Linked DNA regions of Homo sapiens: region 2 is linked to region 1. A link is a contact called in ENCODE POLR2A ChIA-PET data. All regions are on one chromosome and are shown on one strand. The core of a region is the stretch at or near the end of the contact, and the rest is flanking DNA. Distances in the headings are between cores, read along the strand shown. Region 1 holds the start of ITGB1BP2 (integrin subunit beta 1 binding protein 2). Region 2 has its middle 18 kb from the start of OGT.

Region 1 (4,068 bases), core at 1-2,500:
TCTGCCTCCCGGGTTCAAGCTTGTCCAGGTTGATCTTGAACTCCTGACCTCGTGATCTACCCACCTCGGCCTCCCAAAATGCTGGGATTACAGGGGTGAGCCACCGTGCCCAACCTCACTTGCTTCTTATCCTTACACTCCCCCAGCCCCAGAGAAACTGCCACATACACCACAAAAACCAAACATCCCCCAATGACCTTAGCCCCATTGCTCCATTCACTCCCAGGTGAGAATTCAGGCAAACGTCCACAAAGGTCACAGGCAGCGTACATACGGTTCTGTTATACCCCATATATTACCCCTTCATGTCCTAAAGAAGACATTTTCTCTTAGAGATTTTCATTTTAGTGTATCTTTAAAAAAAAATCTTGTGTTAACTTGCCTCCATCTTTTTCTTGGGTGAGGACACCCAGGAATGACCCTTTTGTGTCTATGATGTTGCTGTTCACAGCTTTTCTTGATAGGCCTAGTACAATCTTGGGAACAGGGTTACTGTATACTGAAGGTCTGACAGTAGCTCTTAGACTCGCCTATCTTAGGTAGTCATGCTGTGCATTTTTTTTTTCATTGGTGTACTGTGTTTGATTTGTCTCATATATTTGGAGTTTTTCTGAAAAATGGAGCAGTAATGCAGCATCAACCTATTAAAATACATTTTAAGCCTTTTAATTTTCTGTGGTGTTTTTGAAGGGGAAAGGAGGGAGGGGAGTTATCTTAGGAGATGAGCAGTAGACTCTATAAAGGTAATCCTTTATGACCTTTGGATTACAGTATTGATCTAGACAAACATGGGGAGGAGGTGGGGATGAGGTGCATCAAATGGCTGGAGGGGTTGGCAAGGATTAGCGCTATTGATACTACATGGAAGTAATGATGGAGGAAAGCTGCCCCTCTGAAAGAGGAAGAAAATGGGCTTAATCCTCATCGAGCTGGGGGCGCGGGGGGGGTCTCAAAATTGGTATTTGTTTCTTAGCAGCTGCTGCTGTGTCCAAGGCTTGGAATTGCTGTGGTGAATCTAAAACTGTCTCAGTAGTGGTGAGCTGACCTCACCCAAGTTCAAAGCCCTACTCTGCCTGATCCTTTTTTCCTGAGCCTCAGAGCTAAAATGCCCCCGAGCTCTTTCCTATTGGCTGGAAAGACGAATTGAAGTTCCCTTGCCCATGTTAGGAGGTGTACGCCTCCTGAACTAAAGATAGAAACAGCTGGCCCTTCCAGGCAGCTAAAAGCCTCCAGACTAAGAGGTGTTCCCCATTCGGCAGCCAGACTCCTTGAAATACCCTTTCAGTAATCATTCAACCAACGCTTCCATGTCTCTACTCTGTCGTAACAAAGGCTGTGGGCAGCACTTTGACCCTAATACCAACCTTCCTGGTGAGTAAAGAATCCTGACCTGGCCAGGGGCTCTGTGTGGGTGTTGGGGACTGGTCAGCTGGGGGGCAGTGTGTTTGAGGAGCGGGGAAAGAAACTACCTGCCCTAGTTTAATTGGTCTGAGTGATCTTACAGCCTTTGCTGGCTTTTTTTTTTTTCTTCACATTATATGGGAAGAAACCATAAATAGAAACCCGGGGAAGAGGTGAAAAATGATACTTGGTATAGTTATCTTCCCTTCCTTGATAACTTCTACTGATGTCCACAGATTCCTGTTGCCATCACCCTGGGGTCCCAATCTTCCATGATGCACTTAAGGTGAGGAGTAGGTGAGGGGGGTTAGCAAGAGCATTTCCCAGAAGAGATAATACCCAGGAAGCTAAGCTGATCTGGGTCTCTTGTTATCAGGGTTGGTCCTGCTGCCGAAAGCGAACTGTAGATTTCTCTGAGTTCTTAAACATCAAGGTAAATTATTTATGTACTTGGATTCTGCCCCCAATAGAAGGATTCTATCCCTAATCCTATCTCCTTATCTATACTAGGGCTGTACTATGGGACCACACTGTGCTGAGAAGCTTCCTGAGGCCCCTCAACCTGAAGGCCCTGCTACAAGCAGTTCACTTCAGGAGCAAAAACCTCTGAATGTGATTCCAAAGTCAGCAGAGACCTTGCGCCGGGAGAGGCCCAAGTAAAGAGGAGGAGGCCCCTGGACTTTTCTTATTTTCATGTAGCTTCCTAGGAGTGATTAATGGGTCATTGAGGACTGGGAACTAGGGACCAGGGATGTGAGGAGGGCCAGATGTCAGGGTTTGGATGGTGTATATCCTGTGCCTTAGGGGAAATTTGTGTCTGGAAATAACGCCCTTTCCTCTAAGGTGGTGTGGGATGATGGGATAGATACCTGAATCAACAGAGTAGATAGCCCCTCACAAATACATCCTTAGTGTATAACACAAAAGGGATTGTTGAGAATGACTTCTCTTTCTAGAAAAGAACTTTAAGATAAATCTCATATCAAGAAAAGGATGTATTGTATTATTGGCAGCCAGGAGACTTCCCAAATTTTGTGGGAATAATAAGAGCAACAGAAGGAAGTCATATTAGGTCCACGATTAGATAAAGAGGAAGAGGATATGACTCAGTTCTGCAGAGAAAAGTGGTTAGGTTTAGAGCAACTGAGTAGATGGGTAAGAGAAGTGCTGGGGATTTCTCTAGGGTTCAGGTATTTGGGATGTCCACAGAGATGAAAATTGGCAATGGGGTTGCTACCCAACCTCTCCAACTCTGCCTCACTTTCACCAGGCTTCTTTAATTCCATTACCATCGGTGGGAGTGTTGGAGCTAGCAATCATAGCTAATGGGTCAGAACTAAATCACCACCCTTAACCCCTAGGTCAGAGTTGCCTCTGAAGCTGCTGCCGCTAAATATATCCCAAGCCCTGGAAATGGCATTGGAACAGAAGGAATTAGACCAGGAACCTGGGGCAGGTAGGTGGGTCTTTAGTAGGATCAACTTCATAGACTGGAATTTAGTGGAAGTGGCAATTGAGTGGGGGGATGGATAAGTTCCTGACTCTGTTTCCCTTGCCCAGGACTTGACAGTCTGATCCGGACTGGTTCCAGCTGCCAGAACCCAGGATGTGATGCTGTGAGTGAGAGTTTTGAGGGGCTCAAGCATATGGCTGAGGGATGACTGGGTATAGATAGGCTGAGTAGGATATACCTTAGAATGACCTGGTTCTACTTTATCCTTCTTAGGTTTACCAAGGCCCTGAGAGTGATGCTACTCCATGTACCTACCACCCAGGAGCACCCCGATTCCATGAGGGGTGAGGGAGGGGACTGGGTGGGCTATGAGGCTATGAGACAGGTTTCTCCTAATATTTGGTCATAAGATAATATTGGGGGTGAGAGAATTCAGTTGAATTATCTTCCTACTTCAGGATGAAGTCTTGGAGCTGTTGTGGCATCCAGACCCTGGATTTTGGGGCATTCTTGGCACAACCAGGGTGCAGAGTCGGTAGACATGACTGGGGGAAGCAGGTAAGCCCCAGCTTTCCTGAACTCTTGATTAGAACCCAATCTCAGAGGTAAATTCTCCTCCCTCTCTGTACCACATAGCCAAGCTCCCTGTCTTCTCCCTTTAGTATAGACCAAATAAGATTCTGCTCCTTATCCCTCAACAGCCCAGAGGTTTTGCAATATGAGGTTGTGTTAATCTTTTTGAGACTCTCTGTCTCTTCTCCACGTGCATCATGAGAACTCCCCTTCAGTTAAGAATTTATTCTTACCACCTGCATTTCACATCTTCTCTTTAGCTCCCAGCATCTTGCCGCCATGATTGGCACCAGACAGATTCCTTAGTAGTGGTGACTGTATATGGCCAGATTCCACTTCCTGCGTTTAACTGGGTGAAGGCCAGTCAAACTGAGGTGAGCAATGATCTGATGTTGGATGGGAGGATAGTCAATTGGGTGATACTACAATCTCACAGGCAGAGTTGCCATTTGCTGTTAACCTGTAGGCTCCATAGTACCCTTAGAGGAAAGGAGAGTTATTAGGTCAGGGCTGTCTGGCCAACCTGTGGATCATACCTCTGACCTGGTTATCTGTCGTAATGACCTATTCTGACCTTCTGGGTTTGTTACTACCCCTGTAATTCTTTTCTCTCAGCTTCATGTCCACATTGTCTTTGATGG
Region 2 (4,068 bases), core at 804-3,303, 210 kb after region 1:
AGAATAACTAGGAAACTGAATTAATTCAAGGTGATGGAAGTCAATGAATAAGAGCTTTCAACGAGGAAGGAATGATCAGCAGTGTCAAATGCTTAGAGAGGTCCAGCAACATTAAGAGTGAAAAGTAGCTATTGACTTTGGCAGTTTGGAGGTCACTTTGCTAAAAGCAATTTCAGTGGAACCATTTTCCAGTACAGTAGGTAGGGGTATGAATGGATTTCAGGAAGTAGAGACTGCAAATCAGACTATTGCTATTTGGAGAAGCTTAAAGCTGAGAAGGAAAGGAATTGGCACCTGATTAAGATTCAGGATTAAGGGAGAGTTTTGTAATTTTTTTCTTGATGAGTGAGGCCCTAACGTGTTTAAGGCTGAGGAGCAGACACCACAGGTTGAAATCAGAGAATGGATAATTCATGGAGCAGTCTGCTGAAAGAGATGGAAAAAGATGGCATTTGGGACACAGGGGGATGGGTGGACCTTGAACAGGAAGATGGAATGGAGATAGGGATGGATGTAAATGCAGTGTTGCTTGTAGTCGTTCCACTGAGGCTGAAGACCCTGTATTTCTAGTGGCACTGATTTGTATTGTTTTGTAGGGTAGAAACATCCAGATGAAGAAGGGGAGAAGAGTGGTTAGCTGTACCCACCCAACGTTAGAGGTCTGTGGGGCTGGTGTGGTAGACAGGGATGAAAGGGAATTGAGGGTGCTGGTGACAGAGTAGTTCAGAGAGTCAAGCATGGGGTTAAGAAAGGTTGAGGCCAGGCATGGTGGCTCATGCCTATAATTCCAGCACTTTGGGAGGCCAAAGCAGGAGGATGACTTGAAGCCAGGAGTTCGAGACCAGCCTGGGCAACATAGTGAGACCCCATCTATAAAAACTTCTTTTTTTTAAATTAGCCAGGTGAGGTGGTGCATGCCTGTGAGAGGTGAAGCCAGCTGGACTTCCTGGGTTGAGTGGGGACTTGGAGAACTCTTCTATCTAGCTAAAGGATTGTAAATGCACCAATCAGCACTCTGTAAAAATGCACCAATCAGCGCTCTGTGTCTAGCTAAAGGATTGTAAATGCACCAACCAGCACTCTGTAAAATGGACCAATCAGCAGGATGTGGGTGGGGACAAATAAGGGAATAAAAGCTGGCCACACCCAGCCAGCAGCAGCAACCCGCTCAGGTCCCCTTCCATACTGTAGAAGCTTTGATCTTTTGCTCTTCACAATACATCTTGCTGCTGCTCACTCTTTAGGTCCGCACCACCTTTAAGAGCTGTAACACTCACCGTGAAGGTCCACGGCTTCATTCTTGAAGTCAGCGAGACCAAGAACCCACCAGAAGGAACGAATTCCGGACATACCTGTAGTTCTAGCTACCCGGGAAGCTGAAGTGGGAGGATTGCTTGAGCCCAGGAGTTCAAGGCTGCAGTGAGCTAGGATTGTGCCTTTGCACTCTAGCCTGGGTGGTAGAGTGAGATCCCTGTCTCAGAAAAGCAAACAAACAAACAAACAAACAAAACAAAAACCATTGAGAGGGGAAGGAAAAGAGGCCAGGAGGGACTGACAGACTGGGAGAAAAAAGAGGGCTTAAAGGACTAGAGGAGTCCATAAGAGGTTAAAAAACTAAACCAAAAAAAAAAAAAAAAAAAAACCCTCACATGTAGGCGGGGGCCTGAGGGAGCAGAAAGGAGAGGGCGCTGTGGTTCATATGAAACACTGGGGTTATAGATGTTAGAGGTGAGCAGTTCCAGACCACAATAAACTTCAAGATCTGGTGCTTTGTGTGTGGCTGAAGTGCAACAGAGAAGGTAATTGAGAGAGTCAAGGAAATGAGAAGTTGCTGATTGTGTCATCTTCATAGACAATGAGATCCCCTCGTAAAAGAGTCAGGAATTAAGAGTCGGGAGGGAGATGATGGGCCACATGCCAGTATCTTTACTTAAAAAGAGGAGAGTGAAGGATATGTAAGAATTTGCTAGGCAGACTGGGATGGAGGGGATGGCCATTCTAGCTAGAGGGAGGAGACTGGGAAAAGGCATGGTTGGAAGTGTGAAACAGCCTGATCTTTTTAGGGAACTAAAACCAGTATCAGTGACGCTAAGTGTGAGTACAGGAATGTGGCAGCAGATGAGACTGGATTAGTAGGCAGAGCTGACATATGGAGGGCCTTGTGCACTAAACCAAATGATGCAGAGCCACTGAGGGGTTTTAAGCTGAGTATTGACTTAATTCTGGTTTGTATTTTAGATTTTCTAAGGTCAAGTGTGGAAAATTAGATTCAGGTAGGAATAGAGCCCCAGAGACCAGTTACAGGGCTGTTGCAATTGCCCAAGCCAGGATGAGGGGCGTGGCACTGGCAGTGGAGTTGGAGGATGAATTCCAGAGCTATTTTGATATCCCACATGTGTTCTTGCAGCTCTACACCCTTTCACCTATTTTCAGCATGCAATGTGAGGCCTGGTAGGTTTTTCCGTTCAGTTTATGCTCTTTAATGTCCCAGCTCTTCACCCCAGAGGCAGCCTTCAGACCTTTGAGGATGGGGTCCTTATCACTAATATCTCTGCTATGCCCACTCCATAGGGCAGGGGATGAAATTATCCAAAGCTTTTTGGTCTCAGCTAATTTACTTTTCTTTACTTGCTTTTGTTTCTCTCTACCAAATCCTTCAGTTAATCTGAGGCAAGAATTTCATACCTTGAACATTATGGAATCAGGTTATTTCTTTTTCAGTGCTCTGTTGCCTAGAGGTTCGTATGTGACAAATTGAAAGGGCTAATACTATATATGAAAGTTACACTCAGTATATGAAACCGACAGACCCTCTCCCCCATCCCCCACTTAGCACTCTCCCCACTTTTTCAGGGTTACTCATTGCTGTTTGTAGTAGGCAAAATTCTAAGATGATCCCCAATATTCCCTCATCCCGGTGTATACATACTTTCTCCCTGTTACTTAGTCAAACATGAATCTAGAAACTGCTGTGAAGGGATTGTGCAGATGTAATTAAGTCAGCTGATTTTAAGAAATAAAGATTATCTTGGGTAAGCCTGACCTAATCAAGTGAACTCTTAAAAAGGACTGGGCTCTTCAGTCACAAAAAGACAAATACTGTATAATTCCACCTATAGGATGTATCTAAAGTAGTGAAATCCATAGAAACGGAAAGTAGAAGGGTTGTCAACAGGGGTTGGGGGAGGGAGGGAGTTTTTTTAAAATTTATTTTTATTAATTATTATTATTATTTTTGAGACAGAGTCTCACTCCGTCATCCAGGCGGAAGTGCAACGGTGCAATCTCAGCTCACTGCAGCCTCGAATTCTGAGGCTCAGGTGATCCTCCCACCTTAGCCTCCCGAGTAGCTGGAACTATAGGTTCGGGCCACAATGCTCAGCTGATTTTTTGCTTTTTTTTTTTTTTTTGTAGAGTTGGGATTTCTTCATGTTGCCCAGACTGGTCTCAAACTCCTGGGCTCAAGCAATCTGCCAGCCTCGGCCTCCGAAAGTCCTGGGATTAGAGGCATTAGCCACCGTGCCCAGCCTGAGCTGTTTTTGAATGGATAGAGATTCAGTTTTGTAAGATGAAAAAGTTCTGGAGATCCATTGCACAACAATGTGAATCTACTTAACACTACTGAACTGCACACTTAAAAAGGGTTAAGATGGGCCACGTGCAGCGGCTCACGCCTGTAATGCCAATACTTTGGGAGATTGAGGTAGGAGGATCACTTGAGCCCAAGAGTTCAAGGCTACAGTGAGCTGTCATCACGCCACTGCATTCTAGCCTGGGGGACAGAGTGAGACCCCGTCTTAAAAAAAAAAAAAAAAAAAAGTTACGGTGGTAAATTTTATGTTGTGGGATTTTTTGTTGCTGTTGTTGTTGTTGTTGTTTTGAGATGCAGTCTCTCTCTGTCGCCCAGGCTGGAGTGCAGTGGCGCGATCTTGGCTCACTGCAACCTCCACCTCCTGGGCTCAAGTGATTCTCTTGCCTCAGCCTCCCCAGTAGCTGAGACTACAGGCTCCTGCCACCACTCCCAGCTCATTTTTTCTTAATTTCTTTTTTTTTAATTTTTATTTTTAG

What was found. ChIA-PET counts read pairs that join two places held with the same protein, here RNA polymerase II (POLR2A).
Region 2: POLR2A ChIA-PET joins it to region 1 with 10 read pairs in activated T-cell. The contact joins the enhancer-like site here to the promoter of ITGB1BP2 in region 1. POLR2A ChIA-PET finds 5 or more read pairs at or near these places in 2 of 52 experiments (activated CD8-positive, alpha-beta memory T cell and activated T-cell).

What each region holds. Positions count from the first base shown.
Region 1 is chrX:71,300,500-71,304,567 of GRCh38, forward strand. It overlaps ITGB1BP2 (integrin subunit beta 1 binding protein 2), which reads left to right and starts at 1,251. Exons shown (of 11, transcript NM_012278.4): 1 at 1,251-1,371; 2 at 1,638-1,687; 3 at 1,778-1,834; 4 at 1,912-2,057; 5 at 2,763-2,857; 6 at 2,962-3,017; 7 at 3,128-3,198; 8 at 3,313-3,412; 9 at 3,688-3,801; 10 at 4,043-4,068. The coding sequence starts at 1,308. NONO (non-POU domain containing octamer binding) reads left to right here. Exons shown (of 12, transcript NM_007363.5): 12 at 1-669. RefSeq lists an enhancer at 3,049-4,068.
Region 2 is chrX:71,512,843-71,516,910 of GRCh38, forward strand. It overlaps a transcript of TAF1 not described here. Among named protein-coding and RNA genes, the nearest start is that of OGT, 18 kb to the right of the region's middle. Within about 2 kb of position 2,054, at least 5 of the 41 ENCODE cell types and tissues checked have a DNase peak (open chromatin) inside an H3K27ac peak, as active enhancers do.